2 separate regions of the Homo sapiens genome follow, and region 1 is linked to region 2. Evidence: chromatin contacts called from ENCODE Hi-C or POLR2A ChIA-PET data. All regions are on one chromosome and are shown on one strand. Each heading gives the region's core, a stretch centred on a gene start or an enhancer-like site at or near the end of the contact. The rest is flanking DNA. Distances are from core to core; before and after follow the strand shown.

Region 1 (5,957 bases), core at 2,380-4,879, 170 kb after region 2:
AAGTAGAGGGATTTCAGGGGAAAGGCTTCTTCTGACTAGGCCCACCCTGTGCATTCAGAGGCTGCCCCAGCGTGCCAGCCCTGGGGAGCTCGCCCGCCAGTACAGGGTGTTGGCTGGCAAAGAAAGGCTTCCTTTGTCCCAAAGGCACAACTCAGGGCAAAGGGGTAAAAATCCCCCAAGAGAGGCGATGACGAATCATGAATCTTCTGGATACCCCCTGCCCCTCTCCCAAGCAAACAAACTCGGTGCATTCTCCCTATGCCATTCCAGCACACCCACATGCCAACCTCTTGGCAAGGGATCCACACCCCCGTAATGCCACCCAGAGAGTGGGGAAGGAGGGTCAGCTGGAGTTGCAGCTGAGGCATGGGACAACCGGGGCTCTGGTCATTGCAGAGACCTCTGGGAGTCCCCCATGAAGAGAAAAGGAGCGTCAGATTCCAGTTGTGGGCATCTGGACCCAGGCTGCAGATCCCAGGCCAGGGTGAAGCATGCGCCAAAGGTTCCTGCGCTGGCACCCTCACCCTGGCCACCTCCTCAGGGCAAGACTCCAGAACCAGCTGGCAGAATGTGTGCCACGAAACTGCTGCCACAAAGGCACTACGTCAGCCCTGCATACCTGCCCAGCGCGAGCCATCAGCCATGGGGCATAGGGCTGAACTGCCACACCTGGCCCACTTGGACCCCAGCCTGGTATCCCTGAGACCAGAAATGCCCACTAAGGTCAGGAATACTAGAGGAGGTAAAGCACCCCTGGTGAGGGGCGCCGGGGTAGCAGCTCACACCAGGCCTGCCAGTGAGGGGAGATTAAAGTGCCCAGTTGAACTTGTTTTTCTGCTCTGGTGAGATGAATCACCTGGCGTGTCTTGCCCAGGAGATCGGAAGGGTGGGGGCAGAGGGCACCCTCAGGCCCACAGGTGCCTGAGCTGCCCAGAATTCCTGCCGGTCACTGCTCCGCCTCCCACAGGCTACATGCAGATTCAGGGACAGCACAAGGGCTGGCTTGGGGTCTGACACCAGAGGCACTGCTCTCCCAGCAAGTTGGAGCCTAAGGTCAAATCCTAGGGGGTAATACGAGGTACCCCCTGCCTTCAGATTGCTGGGAGAGGCTGGTAGGGCAAGCCCCCAGGTTCCCTGCCTGGGCCAGTGGCCAGTGGCCACAAACTGGTGGTCTCCTAGTGATACTCAGAATGGCCTCTATTCCCACCTCTCTAGGCAGATAAGGACAAAGAGGGAGGAACAGGAGGGAGGAACAGAAATAGAACTCAAGGGTCCATGTCCCTGAGGGAGGCCTCCCCACTCCATGCCTCACCCACTTGCACCCCCTCCTCTTCCCCACACTTCCTCCCCCAACAGACTCCCAAGAGAAACAGGAGCTGGGGGTGGCAGGCCAGGCCCAAAATAACGCCCTGCTGCCAGGACCTCCCCCGGCCTCAGCCCTTCAGCTGCTTTATAGACACAGCTGTCTGCAGGCCCAGACCCCAGGCCCTGGCCCAAGCCCAGGGTCTCCACAGGGCTGGGGCAGGGTCCGACTCCACCCCCTGTAGCCCTTTTCAAGGGATACCAGCTGTGGCCGCCAGGCAATAGGAAAACAACAACAATGGGGAGTGGGGGCCGCCACAGTAACTGAGCTGAGCACCTACTGTGTGCCTGGCAGGCACTCTCGGTGGATCTGCATAACATGCTCCAGAGACTGGGGCTGCAACCTCCATCTTGCAAAGAAGACAACTGAGGCTGGCAGGGGTTAGCTCTCGCCTCATAAAGCTTGTGAGCAACAGGCAGGACTGGAACTCAGGCTGGCCTGCCTTCAGATCCCACATTCCTTCCACTAGGCCTAACTGCACACACACAAATCCACCCCACACCCCACGCCAACATAAATACACACTAATTCTCCCAATGCCACCGATAAACACCACAGGCTCTACGGAGGGCAGGGTGGCTGGGCTGGGTTGGGCTGGAGGGTCAGAACGGGTGGTAGCCCCACCCCACTAGTGAGTTTGTTTACCTGATTTGTGGCCAATTTGAGTCTGATTAAGAATCTTAAAGTGTTTGCAGACAGGTGGTAAAATTGGTACCCTGAGAACGGTTCCCAGGGAACTGGAGGCTTGCTGGCTAACACCCCCACCAGCCTACATGAAGTCAAGAAGGTCTTCCTGACACCTCCCTCCCACTCTCCCATCTCCTTACCATTGTCCCCATATCTGCCCTGTCCCATTGGTTTTCTTTTTTTGAGATGGAGTCTCGCCCTGTCGCCAGGCTGGAGTGCAGTGGCGCAATCTCGGCTCACTGCAACCTCTGCCTCCCGGGTTCAAGCAATTCTCCTGCCTCAGCCTCCTCAGTAGCTGGGATTACGGGTGCCTGACACCACACCTGGCTAATTTTTGTATTTTTAGTTGAGGCGGGTTTCACCATGTTGGCCAGGCTGGTCCTGAACTGCTGACCTTGTGATCCGCCCGTCTCGGCCTCCCAAAGTGCTGGGATTACAGGTGTGAGCCACGGCACCTGGTCCCCGTTGATTTCCTGGGGGGTAGGTCCTAATTCTACCCAGGAGTGTCCTTGTCTCCAGGACCCTGCCCCTCAGGAACCCCAACCTCCAATTCTCCAGAGCAAAGACAGTATGAGGCAGGACCAGCCACAGGGAGCGCTAGATAAGTGTCTGCTGAGTGAATGAATGAATGAGTGGATGAATGAAGTCCAGTCACGAGTCTCCGAACAAAAGGGACCAGTTGAGGTCATGGAATCCATCTCTCTGCTCAGAGCTGGTCACAGTCCTTCATGTCTCTCTGGACTCTGGTGGTCAGGACTTGACCCCAGTCCTGAGGTTTCTCTCAGGTGGGTTCTCTCCTCCCCACCAGCTTGCAGCCCCAGCTGCTCCTCTTGCTCACAGCAGAAAAGCCAATACTTCCCTTGGTTTCCATGAATACTACAGTAAAATGACCTGTGTCCCCAAAGCTCAGCTCTCCCAGACCCATAATGTCACAGCCCATTCAAGTGACACTGGGATTCCCCGACCACAAACACCTGGTGTATCAGGCCTGACATCAGACCAGGGCCTGGGCCCAGGGTCTTTAGTTGAGAACCCTAGCTCAGCTGCTCACTGAGTGATCTTGAGCAAGTTCCCAGACCTCCAGGGCAGAAGCTAAATCGGATTCATCTCTATGCCCTGCAGTACCTGCAACTTGGTGAATATTTACTGACCTAAACTTGGCTGTAACAGCTCTTACTCCCTCAGAGGAGGTACATGAGAGTTAAATGAGGTAATGAATTGCGCAGCCATCTGTAAACATGACGAGGCTTTGTAAACAGAACTGGGACAACACAAACATTCGCTAGAATAATTCTCCCACTCCTTGAAAGAGTACACATCCCTTACCCCACCTCGGCTCTCTTCCCAGGGGGAGGATGGGTGGCCAAACATAAGATGGAGATGTCACTCTAGAGGGGCTTCTCACAGGTGGAGGGCAGGGAAGGAATCTCTTTCCAGATCATTCCATCACCCAAGGACAGGCACAACTACCCTGGGCCCCACCCCAGCCCTCCCAGCCGCAGCCCCACACTGGCCCCTCACGCTGACACTTCAGCTGTCTCTCTCACCCACAGCCCTGTGTGTCAACGTGGCCTCTGTCCCCTCCTGCCCGCAGCCCCCTGTCATGCTGGTAGGGCCCAAAAGGAAGACAGGCATTGGCTGGACAGGAAGGGAGAGGACTCTGAAGTCAAGAGGGAACCTCAGGGCCCCCAGCTCAGCTCCACTTTCTACAGCCTAGAGAAGTGGATGGAAAGGTCATTCGCCTGAACAAGAGGAGCGCTTCTCCTCCCATCTGGCCACCTGCCTGCCCCTAAGGCTTTGTTCAACCCATTATTGTTGGCTGGAATAAGACTCTAACCACCTCTTAATGCCTCCTCTTCAGAGTCCAAAAATTCCCTGGACATTACTGGGTAGCTGGGAGCCTTGGATAAGTTGCTTCATTTCTCTGAACTTCCATTTTCTCATCTGTGCACCTACTTCACAGGACTGTCACAGAGATTAAATGAAAGCATGGATAAAAACCTAGCATATAGGAAGTACACCGTACATTTCTTAAAAGTTAAGACAAGACAGGTTCATACAGCAGGAATATGGGTAATCCCAAACCACGAGAAAATTAAACATGCTTTGTGTTTGACTTTGGAATGCCACGTATTTTTTCTTTTTACATTTGATCCCTATCTTTTCAATTGTTTTTTTCTTGACAAATAAAATGAGTACTTTCCCCAAGTATAGTAAAGAGAGGAGGCTGTTGGAAGAATCATACTGGAATTAAAATATGAAGGAGTTCTGCAAGATTAAAAGGATGTATTTGCTGCAATTTGTAAAACCCATACCTCTAAGAAAGGATTTCAGAAAAATCCTGACCCCTCTGGGGCTCCCCCTAGGCCTCCCCTTCCCCCACATTCCTGCCCCAGACCTCACCCCTTGGGTAAAATCTGGGTGCTGGAGGCAGCTGGGTGGTATACTTTTTTTCTGAAACGGAGTCTCACACTGTCACCCAGGCTGGAGAGCATTTGCAATCACAGCTCACTGCAAGCCTCAACTTCCTGGGCTCAGGTGATCCTCCTGCCTCAGCCTCCGGAGTAGCTGGGACTACAGGCACGTGTAATCACATCCAACTAATTTTTGTATTTTTTGTACAGAGTTTTGCCTTGTTGCCCAGGCTGTGCAATGACTTTTTAACTAACTCCTGCACAACACAATCAATAGTGCAGGTTGAGGGGTGAGGACATGAGGAGGCCCCATCCAGAGAACCCAGCCCTCAAATCCAGCTCTGCAGCAACTGCCATTCCCTGATCAACTCCCAGCCCAAGGTGAGGAAGGGCAGCAGCTCAGCCTGACAGCTCAGTATGGCCTCACCCTTCTCATCAGAAGATGAGAGGTGAAGATGCTTGTCTGGGAAACAGGGAGGGCAAGGATGTACTCCCTGGAAGAGAGGAACCTTCTTCCTCAGCAAGAAGGCGTGGCCATAGAAGGCTACCTCCCTCTGTTTATGGCAGATCTGGCCCAGCACCTTAAGGGAGTTCCTGCAGAGGACAGAGTTCAGCCTGTGTCCCCAAGTCAGCAGAGAGACTGCTGTTTGGCAACACAAAGCCCAGACACACAAATACAAAGACCACACAACTGAGGAACACCCTGGCGTAGACCTGCAGAGATAACACGGCCATGCACTCACTCACAGAGGGCCCCTCGGGCAACACACAGCCACGATGACACCCACTCCCTCCCCAGACCCTCTGACCTATGGAGACCACCCACGACTCCCAGAACACTTTCATTTTGTCTCCCCTGCAGCCCAGTGACTCAGGGAGCAGTGTCCCTCATTGCTCCAGGTGCACTCATCCATATAGCGATTTCGAATGCATGGTTGGGGGTCGCACTGCCTGGGGTCCCATCTTGACCCCACCACTTACTAGCTGCTACTCAACCTCTGGACTGCTACTCAGTCCAGAATGCTGGCAGAACTTCCACTATAGGGGTGTTCTAGGATTAAAGGAGAATGCATGCAAAACACCACAAACAGTTCCTGGCAGAGTATACCTGGCCCAGGCTATATGTTAGCTTTTATGATTAATGCACACAGGTGGACAGATGGGTCAGGATACACACTGCCCCCACTCACCCTTCCCCACGCACAGCACCAAGGAAAAGGCAGCAGAACAACGCAGCCCTCCCTAGGCTCCCATCTGGCCTTATTTCTTAGCTTCCTTCTCTGGGAACTCTCCCACTTTACACCCCAAGAAACCCACCCCCACCCCTCCATGGTCCACGCGCTCCAAAAGTCACAGAGCACAGTCCCTAAGCTGGCCCCAAGAATCTGTTCAAAGCAAACGTCTCCCCCGCCCCCAACCCAGACCCCAGCAAGAGGCCACCCTCCGGGCCACCCTTTCCTCCCCGGCTCTGGTTGGGACAGGTTGCTATGCCA
Region 2 (5,608 bases), core at 1-2,500:
GCCTGGGTGACAGAGTGAGACTGTCAAAAAAAAAAAAAAAAAAAAAGAAGGAAGGAAGGAAAGAAAGAAAGAAAGATAGATGATCATGATCACCCTAAGGGAAACCTGATGTTTAACTGTAAATTTTCTCCATTGGGAACAATAATTAAGCCTATCTGGGCATATTAGGAAGATGTGTGATTACTTCTTGTTTCTGGTTTGGTGGACAGAACGATGGTATGCTTGGAATCACTGCAACCCAGAAAGATATTAATTTTAAAGCCTACTGAATGCCAGGCTCATAAAGACAACGTCCTACAATTTGGTTGGGGGTCGGGGAGAGAACTCAAACACAGAAGGAGTCTAAACATGACAAATTCTATCAACTGGCTCAATTTATCTAAAATTAGCTGTGTAACTAATTTTCCTTGGGAAAGTTTCACTGCAGAGATAAAGGACATTTGAGCTGAGCCCTGAAGGATGCGTGGGAGTTTTTCCAGTTAATAAGGGGAGGATTAAAGATATTCCAAACAGAAGGCCTTGGAAATCACTCCTTTGCGTGGGTTTCCCGCGTTGCAAAGCAGCAGAGACACCTGGAAGTGAGATGGCATCTGAGAGAGAGATCTGGAATAAATCCCAGCCCTTTGTGAGCTGTAAGGCTTTAAAGCAAGGCGACACAATAGGGATCGCTGTAAGGATGAAAAAATGCGACCGTCGTGAACTGCCAAGCAGATGCTTAGTATAATAGATGCTCAATAAACGCTGGCTCGTTCCCCTTCTCTCCAGGAAGCTCTTCCGGGAAGAGCTTCGCAGTTCCGGCCCCTCCAATGGGCCCGCGTGTGCAGAGGCCCTTATTACCTGGCTGTCCTGTCTTGCCATAAATGAAGCCCTTCTTATTGAATAAGGTAAAACGCGGGCATTGGACTGCGGAGGAAATAAAACACTGACTTTTAGTTAGAAGAGGAGCAGGGTTCAGAGTCGGGCAGGGCAGGGCGAGGCGAAGGAGGCAGGACCGGGAAGCTCGGGCAGAGGGAGAGGCCTGGGGACCGGGTGGAGGGAGCCCCACCTCCTGTGAGGCACCAGAGCACCGCGGAGAGTAGGACGCACGTTCGCATCATCGCTCAGGGGCTGGCGTCGCAGGAGGCGTCGAGGGACAGACTCCCTCCTACCTCAGCCCTGGCCCAACACCTCCCCACCTCCTCCACAGTGCGGAGCAGAACGCCGGGGTCGCCTCCCCTACCCGTCCGTCGCAACGGCGGGAGCGGACGCGCAGGAGAACGCGTGCGTGCTTCGATTCTCGCGCGCGGGGGCGGGGCGACGGCGCTGCAGGCGATCGCCAGATCCTCTGGCGCCCACGCGGCAGCAGGCATGCGAACTTTTCGCGCCTCGCGTCCGGCGCCATTTTCCCGCGCTCCTGGCCCCTTGCTCTCTGAGCGGAGCGGAAGGCAGGAAGAGAATAAAGGAAAAGAAGCCACGGTGTCGCGTTCCGGGGATTCCCCAGTCTAGGGGCCGAAGGGATCAAGGAGAGAACACCGCGAGGTCCCAAGGACCGTGGTGGGGTAGGGCGGCTAGGGGATGCGATGAGGAATCCCCTAGGAAGGGGACCTGAGGAAGGCAGAGACTTGTGACAATTTCCTCCTCACGTGAAGCAGAAAGGCCCGCGTGGGGATTTCCTACGCCTCTCTTCTCATGAACGCTGAAACTGGGTGTCGAATCTCTTTCAAACTGACACGCGATTTTTACCTAATTGCATTCTTTACCAGCAAGACCAAGACCCAGAAGAGCCACTACTGAGCCAAGAAGGCGCTTCCGGGCCTTCCCACTCTAGAGGAACGTTGAATCTTCATTTTCACTTCAAGTATGAGGCGATGTGAGAGACCTCCCCCAGTGCAAACGTATCTAGGTTGATGAAGTGACCTTGCTTTAAAAATGGGCCCAATTGTAAGGCCCATTGGCCTTTTCTGTAGGGATGGAGCCCGATTGGCCTTTTCTGTAGGGATGGATGACTAGTCAAGATCGGGGAGCTCCAAAGGGGATCATGCCCGCGTCTTTGATGGTTCCTTCTTGGCTACTAGTTTGGTGGCCCGAAAGGCCCTGTGTGTTGTCTGTTTCTTAGCAGCGGGACACCACTCTCAGTAGTGGTTTTGAGTAGGCTGGTTAGTAGAGAGAGCCCAAGGTTCAGACAGGGTGCAGAATGGTTATTTTGGGTGAGATCAAGAGTTTTCGGTTTTATTTCCTTTGAGCCGAGTCAGTACTTGGACTCTCTCATATGGTCCAGGAGCAAACTTTGTCAGTAATTTCATTTTTAGTCACTGTTAATTTTACCTATATAGCATAAGCCATGAAATGTGACTCAGTGAGTCAGATCCACCCATTTTCAGTTACCATGTCTGGATACATGGTCTGGTCTCAACTGTTCTCTTCTTAAGGTGATGATAATGAAGACAGATTTAGGCATTATCTTTGATTCCCTACAAGTTCTTCATTCCAGTTTTAGTCAAAGTACATTATATATCCACAGTGTGTTTTATTGACTTTTTGGTTACTGTAAGTAATTGATAGTTGTAAATCCTGTGTGATAAACTAAATCCTATGAGAGGAGACTTAACCAAATGAGTAATAGTTGTCAAAAGTACCCATCCACTCTTTTTATATAAACTTTTTATTTTAGAAGAGTTTTAGATTTGCAGAAAATTTGCAAAAACAGTACAGAGAGTTTTTACATACTCCCTCCCGATTTTCCCTATTATTGACATCTTACATTGGTATGGTACATTTCTTACAATTAATGAACGGATATTGATATATTACTATTAACTGAAGTCCAAACTTTATTCAGATTTCCTTAGTTTTTTACTCAATGTCCTCCCTACCTCGTTTGTTTTTTTGCTCCAGGATCTCATGCGGGATCCCACATTACCTATAGTCATCGTATCTCCTTAGATTCCCCTTGGCTGTGTCAGACTTTTCTTGTGTTTGAAGGTCTTGACCTGGCTTTAATTGGTGAGGTATTTTGTAGAATGCCTCTCTACTGGAATTTGGTGTCTTTCTCCATATTAGACTAGAATTATGGATTCTTAGGAGGAAGATTACAGAGATAAAATGACATTCTCATCACATCATATCAAGGGGACATACTATCAACATGCCTTATCACTTGATGTTAACCTTGGTCTGCTGGCTGAGGTACTGTTTGTCAGGTTTCTCCACTGTCAACTTATTCCCCTGCTTTCATACTATACTCTTCGGAAGGAAGTCACTTTGTGCACCCACACTTAAAGAGTGGGGATTTATGCTGCATCTCCTTGAAGGTGGAGTAGCTACATAAGTTATTTTACCAATTCACTTTTAATCCCCTTAGGTATCACTCTCGGGAGTCCGAAATACTCAGTATTGAACTATTTACAGAGTACTAACACGTTCCACTGTCAAATATACAGAAGAACATTGTAATGGAAAATCATAAAGTTTCCTTACAACTTTTTTTTTTTTTTTTTGAGACGAAGTCTCACTCTGTTGCCCAGGCTGGAGTTCAGTGGCAAGATCTCGGCTCACTGCAACCTCTGCCTGCTGGGTTCAAGCGATTCTCCTGCCTCAGCCTCCTGAGTAGCTAGGATTAGAGGCATGCGCCACCACGCCCAGCTAATTTTTGTATTTTTAGTAGAGACAGTATTTTGCCATGTTGGCCAGGCTGGTCTCGAACTCCTGACCTCGTGATCCACCTGCCTTGGCCTCCCAAAGTGCTGGGATTACAGGCGTGAGCCACTGCGCCTGGCCTACAACTTTTTCATAACCAAATAACTTTTCATCCTCATACCATCCCTGTGAAATTTTACAGTTCCTCTTCTGCTACTTTTGATGTGCTATTTTTGCTTTTAGAAACTAACAAACAACAAATTTCCCCTTTCAGTACTAAAATTAGACCTAGTGTTTAGAGTATTTCTCCAAAATTGACATCCTGCAGAACTCCCAACTCATACAGTTATAGAGATGCTACTGTGGTGCTTAAAGCCAGTGTAGTTTTTCACCCACTTGAATATATATACACACATCACATAGACTGCCTATACCAACGACATACTATTGTTTAAAGCTACAATTCATAAAATTACAGCATGTATACTTTAACTTGTAAGTGTGGGTTTCTTCTGATATGGACAGCTGATGCACAAACCCTCAGCCTTAAGTCTCAAATATATTTGTATGCACTAATATAATTTTCTAATAGCGGTGACAGTGGCCTTTTGAGACTCATTCGTATATTGTCCCACACGCTGGATATCTTTAGAAGGGCTCACCTGAACAATGTCCCTTAGACCTCAATGTGAAGAAAAGTTCTGCTTTGAAAAACAGTTTTGTGGTCACTTCCCCTTTCCTCTCTCTGCAGTCAAATGTGTGCTTTACCTCTGGACAGTAGGGAGGGTGTTGGGAGAAGATGTTGACTGATACATATCTGTATACTAACATCTTTAAGTTAATTTTACAATCTTACTGCCCCCACCTTCCACCCTTAGCTCTACTTTCTTTGCTTAATTTTCTGGTACATCATATATGTATTTTTGTAAGGTGTGTATTTAGAAGAAGGCAGGCTGGGAGAAAATAAACACACTCTATAAAACACTCCCTCTATTTATATAGAGTGGGTAGTATTGCGTGAGTGGTGGCAAATAAATCAAGCAGTTCCCAGAGGGAAAACAAAAGTGAGATAAATGCTTCCAAAAATTAAAAAGTTGAATTGATAGAAGTGCCAAAATCCTTTCCAACTGTCTGAAAACTTGGACCAAAAACTTTTACCATGTGAAATGAAAAAGTGAGGAAGGAAAAAAAAATACTTTGAAAGAAGGGGGTTCTCATTGATACTTTCCACGGCTGTTATCACTGAATCTAGACAAAAAGTTCCAGATCTTCCTCAATTTAAGATAAACGTCTTTGAACTTCAGCTTGCCAAGAAAGCAAGGCTGACCCCCGACCCTCCGTGTGATGTCACTTTTCTCATCCATTATCCTTCTAAAATAGACATTTTGAGACAATTTAGTGATGCGACATTTCCATCCTGTCGGGGTTCCTTGGGTTTGACATTCGAAAGGGGGCTGGAGGCGCGGAACCCGCGGCACTCCGCGGCCAGCGTCCTTTAAAGCCGCCGCCAGCCAGCGCCGCTGTAACCCCGCGCACCGGCAGGTCGCCGGCTCCTGCCCTTTTCAGTCTGCGCCGACGCGGCTGCCGGATCCCGGGGACTCCCCGCGCCGGGAATCTCCCGCCAGCTGCGCGCTGAGTCCAGGCGACGGCAGGAGCACGTGGAGAGGCCGAGTAGCCACAGCGGCAGCTCCAGCCCGGCCCGGCAGCGACATGGAAGGTGAGCCTCCAGCCCGCTTCTTTTCTCCGGGGTCTTTGAGAAACTTAACCTGTGCAAGCAGTAGAAAGAGTTTCTTCTGAATCTCAGTTTTGCTTCTATTTACTTCTTTTGTCAAAAGTAAATATGAGGTATTTCAGAGGACAAAGCGCGTCGGTTCTCTTAACGTCTCTCACTTGTCCTTCCCCCGCCCTTTGGAAAGTGATAACTTCTTCGCAATTTTATTTCTAAAGAGTTGTCAGACATGGGGGGTCTACCCTACATCTGCAGAGGAAGAGC

The links. Hi-C counts contacts between places; a loop is a spot of excess contacts on that map. ChIA-PET counts read pairs that join two places held with the same protein, here RNA polymerase II (POLR2A). Pooled maps may share reads with other maps.
Region 1: a pooled map shows a loop between it and region 2 (2.5-fold over the local background). The contact joins the enhancer-like site here to the promoter of ZPBP2 in region 2. A Hi-C loop is called at or near these places in 1 of 168 maps with a recorded cell type or tissue (Calu3) and 4 of 50 pooled maps. POLR2A ChIA-PET finds 5 or more read pairs at or near these places in 5 of 52 experiments (H1, HEK293T, activated T-cell and 2 more).

What each region holds. Positions count from the first base shown.
Region 1 is chr17:39,700,848-39,706,804 of GRCh38, reverse strand. The region is part of intron 1 of ERBB2 (erb-b2 receptor tyrosine kinase 2); the gene reads right to left. Among named protein-coding and RNA genes, the nearest start is that of ERBB2, 3.8 kb to the right of the region's middle. RefSeq lists enhancers at 1,139-2,011, 4,758-5,257, 5,258-5,759. Within about 2 kb of position 3,629, at least 11 of the 41 ENCODE cell types and tissues checked have a DNase peak (open chromatin) inside an H3K27ac peak, as active enhancers do.
Region 2 is chr17:39,863,844-39,869,451 of GRCh38, reverse strand. ZPBP2 (zona pellucida binding protein 2) reads right to left here and starts at 1,250. Exons shown (of 8, transcript NM_199321.3): 1 at 1,046-1,250; 2 at 838-903. The coding sequence starts at 1,097. IKZF3 (IKAROS family zinc finger 3) reads left to right here and starts at 5,140. Exons shown (of 8, transcript NM_012481.5): 1 at 5,140-5,332. The coding sequence starts at 5,326. RefSeq lists enhancers at 1,891-1,970, 2,211-2,430, 4,382-4,441, 4,502-4,571, 5,299-5,388 and 1 more and a silencer at 1,981-2,196.